2 separate regions of the Mus musculus genome follow, and region 1 is linked to region 2. A link is a contact called in ENCODE Hi-C or POLR2A ChIA-PET data. All regions are on one chromosome and are shown on one strand. Each heading gives the region's core, a stretch centred on a gene start or an enhancer-like site at or near the end of the contact. The rest is flanking DNA. Distances are from core to core; before and after follow the strand shown.

Region 1 (6,976 bases), core at 3,736-6,235, 190 kb after region 2:
ACACACTTTAAAAGTGGGATTGATGGGTTCGTGACTAATTGCATCTCAAAGTGATAGAGGGTGAGGTGCCTTTGAAGTCTCCCAGCCTTCTGAGTTAGAAAATAGGCAGATGGGGTTGACATTCACCTTGGTAGGGAGGAGAGAGACAGAATGGGCGTGATGAGCAGTCACAGGGAAGACTGTGGTGCCAGGAGAGTCCATCGGAAATTGGCATGTGGGGCTCGGGCAGAGCTCTTGGCTAGATGTAAGGCGTTGAGAGTCACTGGAATCTTGACCTGGTTGAGTCCTAAGCTTGAATGAGGCTCCTCAGTGTGCCTAGGGTGAGACAAGCTGGATTCTGTAAGAGATAAGCAGTAGACAAGAATAATGCAGAGACAGGGAGGTCTGAGGGAACCCAGAAAGGATGCGGTCAGGAGTCAAAGGTCAGGAGAGAACTCAATGTCCAATGCTAGAAAAAAAAAAAAAGGCAACTACAGTGGGGTTGTGCTGACAGGGAGAGCAGCCTTCGCCCTTGAGAATTTGAATATAACTGCAGACGTTAGGAGAGCAACTGCAGTGAAGTGGGAGGCTGGGGTGGGGCCACCTGAAGCTTAAAGTGTGTGCCATTGTGTTGGGATGAACTGGACAGCCACCATCAGGAAGTGTCCACGGAGAGCATCCAGGACTCCTTCAAGGAACTCAGCTCTGAAAGGAGGCTGTGAGCCCCTAGGTAGAGATGAAAGGGTGGAGGTCTTCAGAGAAGCCATTTTTTCCAAAGAGGATACATGCTGGAAAGAGGGGAGAGGGATGGAGGGAGGGAAGGAGAAAGAGAAAAGGAAGGAGAGGAAGAGGCAGGGAGGAAAGGAAACAGAGAAAGGGAGAAGAGGAACAAGGAAGGAGAAAGAAGGGGAAAGAGGAAGAGGAAAGAGAGGAGGAGGGAGGGAGAAAAAGAGAACTCAGAGCCCACAGGACAGAATTATGTAGGGGAACATATGTAGGGGAACAGGTGACATAGATGAAGGCCACTGAAAGAGGTCCCGAATATCTTATTTTAACTCCTTGACCATCAGTTGGTCAATATCCCTAAAATACAATTTTCAGGAATTGATGCAGTTCATTGAGTAGAGAACACATTTTTACATATTTTTGAGGTATGACAGATATGGCAGGTAGACCTATAATTCATTTGTTATTGTTGTTTTACATTTATTTATTCATTATTTAGGAAAAGGTGGGGCATACATCCACAAGTCAAAGGTCAACTTCTGTTTGGACCCTGAAGACTGAACTCAGGTGGTCAGGCTTGGTGGCAAGTACCCTCAACGACTCAGTTCTCAGTTGCCCCACTATTTTGATTTGTTAAATCATTGCCCTGGTCTAAAGCAGCTCCTTCGCATCATTTCTGGGGTGTTAGGCTGGACATTTATTCAAGCTTTCAGAACCTTGCTCGAAGCCGGGCAGTGATGGCGCATACCTTTAATCCTAGCACTTGGGAGGCAGAGGCAGGCAGATTTCTGAGTTCCAGGCCAGCCTGGTCTACAAAGTGAGTTCCAGGACAGCCAGAGCTACACAGAGAAACCCTGTCTTGAAAAAAAAAAAGAAAGAAAGAAAAGAAAAAAAAAAAACAAAAACAAAAAACAAAACAGAACCTTGCTCGAATCCTGACCTCACTGCCTTCTGCAGCAAGGCTGTCGGGTTGACTTGCTCACAAACCCATCTTGTTCACGACCCACCAGTTTGCTTGGACTTGCTTTCTGCCTACCTCCTATTGCACAGTGGCCACACTCCCCCACTCTTTACTGTTCCTAGAACACAGAACTACTTTGAGGCTGTGCCCTGAGACGGCCATGCTTGTCTTGACTACCGCCTGGAACGATCTTTTCTATTTTCTTTTCATTTTCTTCCTTTCTTTTTTTTTTTTTCAAGAGAGGACCTGGCTGTCCTGGAACTCACTTTGTAGACCAGGCTGGCTCTGCCTCCTGAGTGTTGGGATGAAAGGCCTGCTCCACCACTTCTGGCTCACGATCTCTCCTTAGTACTTGGTGCCCCTGACTCCTTAGCCCCAGATCTCCGTCATCATCTCATCTGGTGAGAACAGATCCCATACATGAGACGCAAACATAGCGCTTCCTATGTCCTCCAGAACAGTGACAGTTGTCGTTATTTTATTCACTTTCCTTTGTCCATTGTTTCTCTGTCCTCTCATGGAACAGAATCTCCATGAGGACCCATCTCACCCCCCTCACATCTTGTCTCCCTCCTTCCCTGTATCCAGGATACGGCTTGACAGGAGCTTTGGAAATTTGCTTCATCGATAAAGGAAAGGTCAGCTCCTCCTTTTTGTTGTTGTTGTTTGTTTGTTTGATTGTTTGTTTTTTCGAGACAGGGTTTCTCCGTATAGCCCTGGCTGTCTTGGAACTCACTCTGTAGACCAGGCTGGCCTCGAACTCAGAAATCCGCCTGCCTCTACCTCCAGAGTGCTGGGATTAAAGGCGTGCACCACCACGCCCGGCTTTTTTTTTTTTTTAAACCCAGTTTGAATTCCACATCCTCGGTGAATCCAAACAATAGTTCATCTGTACTGTGCTTGCTTTGTTCTGGCTGTTACTATACCTCATTATTTCATTTACTGGTAGCTGTGACTATACTGCATTATCTCATTTAATGAGCCCCCTCCATTAATCTCCCATGACTCATAGAGAAACATTCTACCATTGAGCTACACCCTAGCCCTTGCTTTATCGTTTAATTGATCACATGCATCATTCTTTCACCCCAGTGACATCTTAGTTTACACAAACACACACACACACACACACACACACACACACACACACACACACACACACACGCAGGGCTCAGAGGATACTAGGGAAATGAAGATGCCCTCTGGGCAAGTTGTCATTATTATATCAAAGCTTGACATTACACAGCTTGACATTAGCTAAAACAGTGAAAACAGATTATGTTCAGTAACCATCCACAAGAAGAAAAAGTGGGGTTCAATCAGTGAGAATTTTTAAAAGAAAAAAATGAGGGAGTAGAGACCGTGGAATGGAGTCAGGGCTTGAGCAGTCAGTGAAGTGAGAATTGGAGGAAGTGTGAAGGGAGTTTTAACCGCAGTGAAACTAATCTAAGTGTGTTAACTGTTCCCTATGGTATTCAGGCTCCGCCCCTCCTCCAGAGGCTGGGGGATGGCTCCCTGTGGTTGGGTGTTTGCTATAGCAAACAATTCTTCTGTAGGCTGGAGTTCTCTGGGGGCACTTCACGGGGAACTAGGTCCAGGAATGTGCCGAGCGGCTGTTATAAATTCTGTCAGCACTTGCTCAGATCTTTATAGACCAAGGTTGCCTAGTTGAGGGTCGAAGAGCCTGACTAAGGTCTGATCAGGAGGGAAATCTTGAACAATTCTAAACTTCAAAAAGAAAAATCATGGGCAGGTAGAGAAAACCCTGTTATCTTTGTAAAGATGGAGATCACAAAGCATACTCGTTTGCCTATTTAAGACATACAGTTCAAACTCGCTGTTTTCCGAAGAATTTGCTGGAACCTTAGCTTTCTGGAAAGAATGATACTATCTGTCAAAAAAAAAAAAAGTCTATAAAATTTGTTATTTGGCACCAAGTTGCCAAAAGAAAGGGCTCCTAGCATTGACTTTTAAAATATCGATCGGCCTTGAATGTTGTAGGGTGTTGTGCTGGTCCTGCGGGGTTGAAGATTTCAGGATCGTCCAGGAAGGCTTGGAGTCTGGGAGTTCTACAGGAGGGAGGCTGAGATCTTTACAAAGCTCCATGCAAACCCCTCAATCTGGAATTCTACAGCTCACCCTCAGCTTCGTTACCATCTACTCCTCAGGTCTGGGGCTCAGATCAAGAGGCACACTCCCCTCTAAAGAGTCCTCCATCACTGTAAAAGATGACATCAGGGGAGTCTGCTTCTATTTATACCACAAGGCGTGGCCCTCCCCCAGGTTGGCAGTAAACCCAGAGTCCAGCGCTCTAGCCCTGAGAGCTCTGAGCGTCATTTCTGAAAATACCTCAACTTCTGAGGACAGCGGAGACTGGTCCCTGGACTCCACCCTGGCGCAGAGGTGTGCAGTCCTGAGAATGTCACCCAACCTGTCTTTCTCTACCTGACAGGTGAATTGGAAGCATCCATCCTACTATGTTTCCTTGGGAGAGAACCTCTTCTAGTAGAGAGGGATTGGGTTTACACAGATCTTAAACTCCACGGGCCCAGCCATTCTGTGCCACAGAGTCTGGGAGACACTGTCCGCTCCTTCTGTGGCCAGGGCAGTAACTGAAAGCCATGGTTCTAATGACACCCAGTTTCCATCCCAGCCCTTCTCTGATAGTTTAGCAATGATCTCTTTGGCCTCCTGCCTCTTTTGCCGCTGGAGTGAGTGACCTGCCCTCTCCTAGGCGTGTGAGTCCCTGTGAGTAGGGAAAAACGTCTTTATTTATATGGGTGGAGACAGTGGAGACAGGGCTCCAAGGAGGTGGCCATGGTTTATACAAGAATTGTCAGTCTCTCAAGAGTTAAAGGCACAACATCCTGGAGGAAACCTCATAGGGGTGGTTTCCGTTAGAGACAAGACCTCTCATTCTCTCGGGGCCTCAGGTTTAGAGCAGAACATCTGCAAGCGAGACTGTAGCATCCCTACGATGTCAGGGGATCATTACCAGCTGTGAAGAAACAGTAAAATACCCCATTGCCTAATTTCGTTGTTTGTTGCTTTAATCAGTCAAGACAACCCCCTGCCCTACTTTTAAAAAAGAAAATTTAAGTTTGATCCCGTCCCAATTTCCTGGAACCGTCTGAGGGAATCGGAGTGACAAATGTGACATGGAAGGCGGGATTTGAGCAGCAGGAATTCCCGGGCTGGCTCGGGAATCTCCGAGATTAGGAGAGCCCCCAAGAGCCTGCGCAGGGTGTATGTAGACCGGGAAGGCGGCGTGGGCGGAACCGATACGTGGGGTGGGCGTGGCCTTGAGGAGGACGTCGGGGGCGTGGCCTCAGCGGGAGTGGCTGGCGGTAGCTAGGCGCGGGTGGCGGGAAGGAAATACGCCGGCGGGAGTGTGCTCGCTTCCTTCTCGCAACCGGAACTGGTTCGGCAATCTTGGCTGGCTGCTCCTGCTTCGGGAGAAGTTGTAAACTGCTCTGATTTCTGCCTCTTTTTCCTTTCCTCCGCTCTTCCCAGAGGTGAAAGGTCGAAGCTTGGATAGACACACCTTCAGGGCCCCCAAAGTCCACGGCCACAGGGACTCTCTCCATTACTCTCCGGATTCACTCGTTAAAACTCCTTTTTGGGGTACGCCTGTGTGTATGGTTATCCTCAAAGTGGAGAATTAGTATTTAGGGGATGTAGCTCAGTTGTTGGAGAGCACTTGCCTAGCCTGCACGAAACCTTGCATGAAGCCCTGCGTTCCATCCCCAGCACTGTATAAACCAGGTCTGATGGGACATGCCAGTAATCCCAGTACTGGAGGATCACTAGTTCAAAGCCATCCTCCACTACATAGCTAGATTAAGATCAGCCGGGGCTATCTGAGACCTCGTCTGAAAAGAAAATTTGGTGTTTAACTGATTCTCAGTTGGTATTTCGTCCGAAGGAGCCTCATACAAGGACTTTGCCATCTGCTAGGCATGAAGTTTGACAGGGTCCTGAACCCCTGTGTTACCCTCCTAAGACTTCTGGATGACCGTTACCCACACTAAACACCCTAAAACCTTATTTTTGTTTTCTTTTGTAGAGTCTTGGCTCTGGGTTAGCAGATGCCACAGCCCTGCCTCTTGATGGAGTGTGAATCCAGTCCAAGGGAAGAGGAGATCCCGCCCCTCTTTTGGGGTCTGGATCCTGTGTTTCTAGCCTTTGCAAAACTCTACATCAAGGATATCCTGGAGATGAAGGAGTCCCAACAAGTGCCAGGTATGTGGCCTGTCAGCTTAACGGACGCCCTGTGCTGCACCCTGACCCTCAAAGATACAGAAAGCCGGAGGCTTAGGGCATCTAAAGAGCCCTGTCTGAAAGTTATCTAGCCTCAACCTTGGAAAGAGTTTATTACTGTGATTTTTGTGCAAATTAAAGACAACCTAAGAATTTGAAGTTGATCAAACTTTGAGCTTTGCATTGAGCTCTTTCTCCCAACCTGTACATAACCAGATTCCAACGCTCGGATGATGGAAATAGAGACGATGAAGGGTTCAAAGCCAGCCTGGGCTACATAAGAGCTTTTCTCAATAAAATACATAACTAAAACCACATGTGCTTAAGGTATTCCATACTTTAAAATACCTAGGCTCCTTTTGGGAGCCTGTTTTTGAGTGGACTAGATAGGCAGGCTCCCAAAGTCTTAATGTGGGACTTACCTTTCTGGTTATGTGACTCACTTTCTGCAAAGTGTCCGTGTCCTCTCAGTAAACATGTGGGGGTTGGTTTTAGTTTGAGTTAATCTCGAAGTAATAGAAACTCCTGGGAGGAAGGACGTCACCTAGCTTATTTGTGAGTTATGACAGCATCTGCTTGCAGTAGGTGGGCCCTTGAGAAACTCCAGTGGAAACTGTAAAGCGTTGTTTAGCACATGTGCGTATACTAGTACATGCTCATGGGAGTCTCATGTTTGCACCTTTAGGTGTCTTACTCGATTTTTCACTTTTTTTTTAAGATTTATTTATTTATTTTATGTATATGAGTACCCTGTAGCTGTTCAGATGGTTGTGAGCCACCATGTGGTTGCTGGGATTAGAACTCAGGACCTTTGGATGAGCAGTCGGTGCTCTTAACCGCTGAGCCATCTCTCCAGCCCGATTTTTCACTTTCTAAATTTTGTTTTTTACATATTTTTTATTTTGTGTGTCTGGATGTTTTGTCGTGTACTATGTCTGTGGAGGGGTCCTCAGAGGGAAAAAGAGGGGTTCCCCAGAACTGGGATTACAGATGGTTTTAAGCTACCAAATGGGTTCTGGGAATTGAACCCTGGTCCTCTGGAAGAGCAGC
Region 2 (6,852 bases), core at 4,054-6,553:
AAATTTCCACTTAAGTTTGTTTCGCCTATTCTGGTGTATTAGTTTTTATCTTATTTTACTTTACTCTTATCCCTAGAAGCCTGTTTTAGTTTTTTAATGAGACAGAAAGAGGGTGGATCTGGATGAGAGGGGAAGGAAGAACTAGGAGTAGAGGGAAGGGAAACTAATCAGAATGTAAGAGAAAAAAAAAGCTATTTCCAATACAAGGAAAAAATGAATACTTCAACTATCACAGATGTAAAAATAGTAGGAAAAAATTCCATTTAGAAGAAACTGACTTTCCATTAATGCTCAGCACTTCGTGTGTCAACAGCAGGACCAACATCTCTTTGCCAACTCTTCCTTCTTCACAACTAGAAGGATTCTAAGGTAGGTAGTTTAGATGACTTAGCAGAGAAGCCATTGGTAACACTTCTTGTATGATTTCTAACACTTTCTTGTATGATGTGACTTTTGAGAAGCAGAGAGATGGGGTCAAGAGGTAAGGTACAGGCACTTTATACTTAGCATGGGGTTGCCAGGTCTGTGACAACTGCAGAGTCAACCATGGATATACTAGATTTGGTTTTGCTAGTATTAGGTCATTTAAACGAGTTGCCTGAATGAAAAAGACAATGTCCTAAATTTAACAGACTAATTCTGGTCTTAATGGACAATCATCCTGTGCTATTTATGGCTTATCACTAACCTTAAGAGTGCTCCTTCCTCAGCTGCCTCAGCTTTGACGCATGGATAAGCTGAGCTTGGAGGATAACTTTCCAAAAACCCCTTCCAGTTTAGTGGTCTGACAGATGCTTTGCAAGGGCTCTAACCCACCCATCGACACTGTTCATGATACCAACACCTCTTAGCTTCTGCTCAACAGCAGTTATGTTCATAAGTTTTTATAGTTCATTACTAACTAGTGATATAGTCAATTAGGTCAAGCATAACATGGCCTTATGTAGAGGAAGGACAGATTCACAAATACAGATGGCAAGAGGGAATTTATACATGTATATGGTAGGTGGGTGTGTACGGGTTTGAATCCCTGTTTTATCAAACAGCAAGGGTTTTCAGATCAGAAGGGAAGGAGTGTGCTCAAATAAAAACGAACTTCTGGGGAGAGGCTCTAGAATACTGGCCATTTAGAAACGAATACTTTTGCTAGATCCCAAGGCAGAAATCATGAAGGCTTCAGGAATGATTAGCAGATAGAAGAAGGAGGCCACAAGGCTCTCCCTGCTATTCTTAAAAATGTTAGCCCTGTGTCTTCCAAGTTCATACAGTAGCTACAGCAACAGCAACACTCTTTCCCCATGGGCTCATTCTAAATTCTCAGCTACTGGGCCAGCTTAAGCCACATTTTTACATATGGCTCTGAACTCAACAGACCGTTCCAATTTACATCACAGATAAAGCTACAAAGGGAATTATGAAGACCGTTCATGCCAAGAACACCTTCATGTAGGAAATAAGGATATGAAGCATCCCAAGAAACAGATGTTCATTTTAGTACATGAGGAAAATGAAAACAAATTGGAGAAAACTGTAGACATTTAAGTTTAATTAGTTGCTAGATTAGCAAACAGATATGTTAAGCAGATGAGCATAGGTCCATAAACTTAGGAAGGGCAGGCTACATTTATGCCACTTGAGATTTAGACATTCAACATACTACTTTCTAATACTGAATATAAACTTTTTGCCCCCCAAATCAATGAATTAACCCTGGTTTCTAGAACTATCCAAACTTCCTTTTAAACACAATTTTAATTTTTTTATACTTAAATATTTTCTTTAGCAAACATATCCAAAATACTAAGCTTCGTCTTATAATTTTGTCAGAATATCCCAAACTGTTCAACATTCCTCCCTCTAAGCCACAACAGCTTAGATCTTTTTTTTCCCCTTTAAAACATTTCTCTTTGCATTGCCATTCTCAAAGACAATCTGTAAATGGGCCAAGTGTATAGCTCAGGAACAGAGCACATGTTTTGAGGCCCTAGGTATGATCACATCACCCAAAGAAGAGAGGGAGAAAATAGCCTGGAAAATGTATCACACCCCTGTAAACTCTTCTTCACTTCGATTGTAGTGCAGCAAGTTGTCATCTATCCCGTAGAAGTCGATCAGCTCGGTGAGCGTCAGCTTCTCGTCCTCGTCCTCCGACATGATAGACTGCAGCTCACACAGCAGCCGCTGACCACACTTCCTCCACTTCTTTATTAGATTCTCTAACTCAGTCACGTCGTTCTGAAACAGAAAAAGTCAGTCAGTCATCAGATGTGGGGCTCAACTCACATCATCAAGGTAGCTAAATTAATTAACTAGTTCCTGTCTAACTTTAAAGGCCAGTAACAGGTATAAAGGGCAGTACAAGCTCTGGACAAACCTTAACCTTAGAAAAGTGTTATTAAATTCACATGTTAGATGTAAGAACAAGCTGAGGCTCTCAGTACACCTTTTATATAACTATACTTTTTAAGATACGACGTTGTGTTGTGCCTTTCTAATGTCTCCATGTACCGCAAACTTCTTAAAGGTAAAAATATTCAAGTTTAAAGTATTTTCAACATTTTATTCAGTTACATTTAGAAAAGTCCTAAAAATTCAAAATCACATATAAGACATGCTATTCTGTCACTTACTCCAGTTTTGGGATAAAATGAGGTGTTACCTGGGTAAGAACTACAAAGATAATAAATGTCTCCTTCTAGACATCCATGTTCTATTTTACTCAACGTGTGTAAGCTGAAACCTAAAATCTGTTTTCCCAAATAAAATGCCTGACATTTATGCAGGATCGTTACTGAAAGTACAGCACCTTGCATTCTGTGGTCCACTTTTAGTTCTAACACCATCGTGCTCTGTCCCCCTGCATCTTCATGGAACACCTCTCACTTCTCATCTTGCTACTGGCTAGAAATTAAGGCCAAAACGCTCCACCTGTGCATTAAACAAAACCCTAAGCTTTTAAGTTTTACCTCGTGTTGAAGGGGTTCCTCAGCCTCACTCTGAACCAACTACTTCTATTTCAGTCAAAGCTCTTGTAACCCGGGTTTCTGGTTATCTGGCTGATTGTTTATCAAACTAAAATGTATCTCCAATTTAGAAACTACCGCAGTTTATGTAAAAATGATGTAACGGTTCTAAGATTCTTCTCACCTTTATTCTATACATCTTGACTAACTTTAACCTCCGAAGAAGGTCTTCCTTCTCTTCAACCTGCCTAATCAATCTTATTTTTTCTTGTTTTAATTTTTCTCTAATGATCGCATTCTCAGACTCCTTTGGGAGGGCATTAGATGACCCAGTATCCGACGACTTAGATTCACACGTGTTTTTCTCCTCTGAGCTCTTTTCTCCAGGCTCACTGTCTTTGTTTTTCAAGCTTTCTTGGGCCTTTGAACAATTTTCTTCCTTTGAAGATTCTCCTGGTTCTGAAAGGGTCTCATTATTTTCGTCATTCTCTACCTTCATACGCTTCACCACACTACAAAATGAATGAGATGAAGATCTTGCTTTCTTTAACCTTTCTTTAGGTGTTCCACTCAGAGGCTGAAAAAGACACAAACATCAAAAATGTTAAGGATACATTCTTGTAGTAAGTCAATCTATTAAAAATAAAGGCTATATGCTTCTACGATAGGTACAATGGATGGCTTTCTGTTTCCACAAATCTCATGCGAGCATCACCAATGTCTCTAATATCCAGAGGCTACCTATAGTCTTACTTTAGCAAGGTTAACTAAAATAGGACTGAGACACTTCGCCTGCCACTGGCAGCTAGTATTTGCCTGATAATACTAGAAATGCTTCAGAACTATAAACTAAGGAGAAGACCTGCTACCAAAGACTTCCCCCTAAGAAATACTGTACAGATTCAAGTTTCCTTGGTTTGGAGCATCGCAGTAACCTCATAAGAAATTAAACAAAATGAACCGATTCAAGAAGAAAATCTTGGCAGTTAGAAAGGTATGAGCTACATATTAATTCACACTCCAGTAGCCTTAAAACTGGCACTATCAGAATACTCTGGAACAGAACAGATGGGGGTGGGGGATAGAGGACAACACAGATATCCATACTTGTTTTCCTGAACTATTCGAATGGGGTGATGGTGGATTCTCCCTGGGCTGAGGAGCGGCAGGTGAAGTCGGGGGTGATGGTGGATTCTCCCTGGGCTGAGGAGCGGCAGGTGAAGTCGGTGGTGATGGTGGATTCTCCCTGGGCTGAGGAGCGGCAGGTGAAGTCGGTGGTGATGGTGGATTCTCCCTGGTCTGAGGAACGGCAGGTGAAGTCGGTGGTGATGGTGGATTCTCACTGGTCTGAGGAGCGGCAGGTGAAGTCGGTGGTGATGGTGGATTCTCACTGGGCTGAGGAGCATCAGGTGAAGTCGATGCTGAATCTGATGAGTTTTCCATCTTGGAAGTGAACTCCTGATTTCCTTATCAAAAAGAAAAGACGCGAATGATAATCAAATTATCTCAAAACAGACCTCAATTTTTCTGAACAAAATTTTCTTCAGTGAACTAAACACCAAAAATAGTCAGCCATTTCTTCCAATTACATGTAGCTATAATTTATTCTAATTCTTCTCATATTTTCCATTTACCTCTCCACATGGGGAAGTAACCAAGTCCTGTTTCTTTCACGACAAATAAACCAGCTAGTATCTCACTGTCTTTCTTTTTTTCCCTTCAAAACACCCCCAAAAATTTGCGTTTCAGGAAGGGGAACTATAACTAGTCAAGAACTTTAATTTTTGTTATAATTTCGTAAATAAAAGCAATACAGCCTGAATCTTGACTCTTAAAAGCTTTGCGCCTAGAACCAAGAACGAGTCCCGAGGTGTCAGAAAGCAGCATCTGCCCCTTTGGGTTTACTATGGTCAAAGACTCCGCCCTCCTCCCCAGCCCCGTCCATCTTCTCCACAAAGCCCCGCCCACTCTCCCTCCCCCTTTCCCCTCCCTCCTCACCACAGAAAGCCCTCCCCCCGTCCCCGCACCCCACTCAGCTCCCCCTTTCCCCACCCCGTCCCCCCACCACAGAAAGCGCGCTCCCCCCAGCTCCCTTCTCTTCAGCAACCCCGTAGCCCTCCTCCTCCACTCCTCCGCCTCCCTCGCCACAGAAAGCCCTCTATCCCACAGAGCAGGAGGCCGAGCTCCCGCGACGCCGGAGAGAGCTTCTCCGTCAGATACCCAGACACCCGCAGGCCTGCCGCTCAGGCCAACCCCAGGGAGAAAGCTCAGTACCTTCCTCAGCCATGCTCACAGCGGCGACACACCGTACACACAGCCAGCGGAGCGCCCGCAGCCCACTGACCTCGCCCCGGGGGCGGAGCCTCACCGGAGAAGAGACGTACGATTGGCTAGCTTGGCCGGAGCAGGCGGATGTGCTCCGTACAGCTCCGACTGCGCGTGCGCGGCGGGCCGCGGGCCTGGGCCACGGGGCGGAGCGGGGCCTGGCGGGAGGCGGGCGCGGCTCGTGATTGGCAGGGCTGGCCGGCGCGCTCCAGGGCTCGGCTACGCGCGCGCGGCCGCCAGCCGTGGGGTGGCGTCCATGGAAAAAACGATGTTAGGCCCTTGGAGGGGCCTGAGGGGGGCGCGCTTCCGCTCGCCACTGCCTTTGGGAGTTGCGGTGCCAGCTGCCTTCCCGAGCAGCTTCCCTGGTGGGGTTGGGGGCGGGGTGGGTATCGTCAGGGTGGCGCGCCCGAGAGCACCGCCCTCTGGCAGCGCTCGCCCCCTGGCAGGCTCGGCTTTCCCCACCGCAAAGGCTTTTCCTCAGACGTGGCAGGGCCGGAAACCGCGGGGCCCGCTCGGCTCCCTGCTGGCTCGGAGTCTATGTGGGTGTCTCTGCATAAACAGTAGAGGGCATCCCCAGCCTGCCTTGCGGACTCGCCCCCTTATTTTGGTCTGTGCCCACCTCTGCTTGGCTTCACATGTTTTGGTCAAATCTGAGAAAAAAATAACCTAAGGAAGTGTATTATGGCGCAGAACAGGAAGCGGGGCGCGGTCGATCCGACAGGTTCGGACTAGAATTCAGATATTTGAGAACTAAACCCCTTGCTTGATCCTGCCCCCCCCCCCCCGAGGCCCCTTGCTAGACCCTGGCTCGACTCCTGGGGGTGCCCCTTGCTAGACTCTGGGGGGCCCCCGGGAGGCCCCTTGCTAGACCCTGGCTCGACTCCCGGGATGCCCCCTTGCTAGGCTCTGGGGGCCCCCAGGAGGCCCCTTGCTAGACTCTGGGAGGCTGCACGGCCTTCTAGTGTTCAGGATGTTCTGTTGCTATGCAACAGCAAAATGAACTAGCTTGGGTGGAGCCGTGGGTGTAGAGAAGTTGAGCTAACTTGTGAGTCACTGGGAAGTTTGTAATAAGGGACAGCTCTCTTTCCGAATATCTGCTAATAGTGGCTTTAAAGTAACCCGAAAGAACTGATTAGACTCCTAGGCGGTCAGTTAATAAATACAGAACCTAAAGGAACTTAATGAGGTGATTAGATCTGCAGATGTTGCAATTGCCTAGATTAGAGTCCTGGCACCACGGTTTCTTCTTTGGTTTGTTTTTGTTTTGTGCAATGGAGTGTAGTGTGGCCGTGGACCTCAGTTCGATGGCTTGGTAAATGAGAACAATATTCACCTCCTAGAGACAGGGAAATTCAATGATAATGTATGAGAGGCAGCTAGAATCATGCAAAACACCAAAGGAACATTTAGTCAAGCATATTCGTCATTCCCTAATTGACTTAAAGCAATGTCTCACAAGCTTTTATCCCTTACCTTTCCCAAAAGCACGGATTTTTAAAAGAGTGCTATGATAGCTAAAAGTCCACACAACTTAAGCCATAAATACCAGAAAACGTCAAGCCTT

What was found. Hi-C counts contacts between places; a loop is a spot of excess contacts on that map. ChIA-PET counts read pairs that join two places held with the same protein, here RNA polymerase II (POLR2A).
Region 1: a loop to region 2 is called in a map of heart, with 11 times the contacts of the local background. The contact joins the promoter of Stn1 here to the promoter of Sfr1 in region 2. A Hi-C loop is called at or near these places in 7 of 37 maps with a recorded cell type or tissue (Patski, heart, left cerebral cortex and 1 more). POLR2A ChIA-PET finds 5 or more read pairs at or near these places in 2 of 5 experiments (Patski and embryonic stem cell).

What each region holds. Positions count from the first base shown.
Region 1 is chr19:47,535,128-47,542,103 of GRCm38, reverse strand. It overlaps Stn1 (STN1, CST complex subunit), which reads left to right and starts at 4,985. Exons shown (of 10, transcript NM_175360.3): 1 at 4,985-5,290; 2 at 5,733-5,908. The coding sequence starts at 5,755.
Region 2 is chr19:47,730,207-47,737,058 of GRCm38, reverse strand. It overlaps Sfr1 (SWI5 dependent recombination repair 1), which reads right to left and starts at 5,303. Exons shown (of 4, transcript NM_026377.2): 1 at 5,238-5,303; 2 at 4,071-4,429; 3 at 3,148-3,540; 4 at 1,471-2,235. The coding sequence starts at 5,250. The coding sequence ends at 2,041. It overlaps Cfap43 (cilia and flagella associated protein 43), which reads left to right. Exons shown (of 38, transcript NM_027559.2): 38 at 1-202.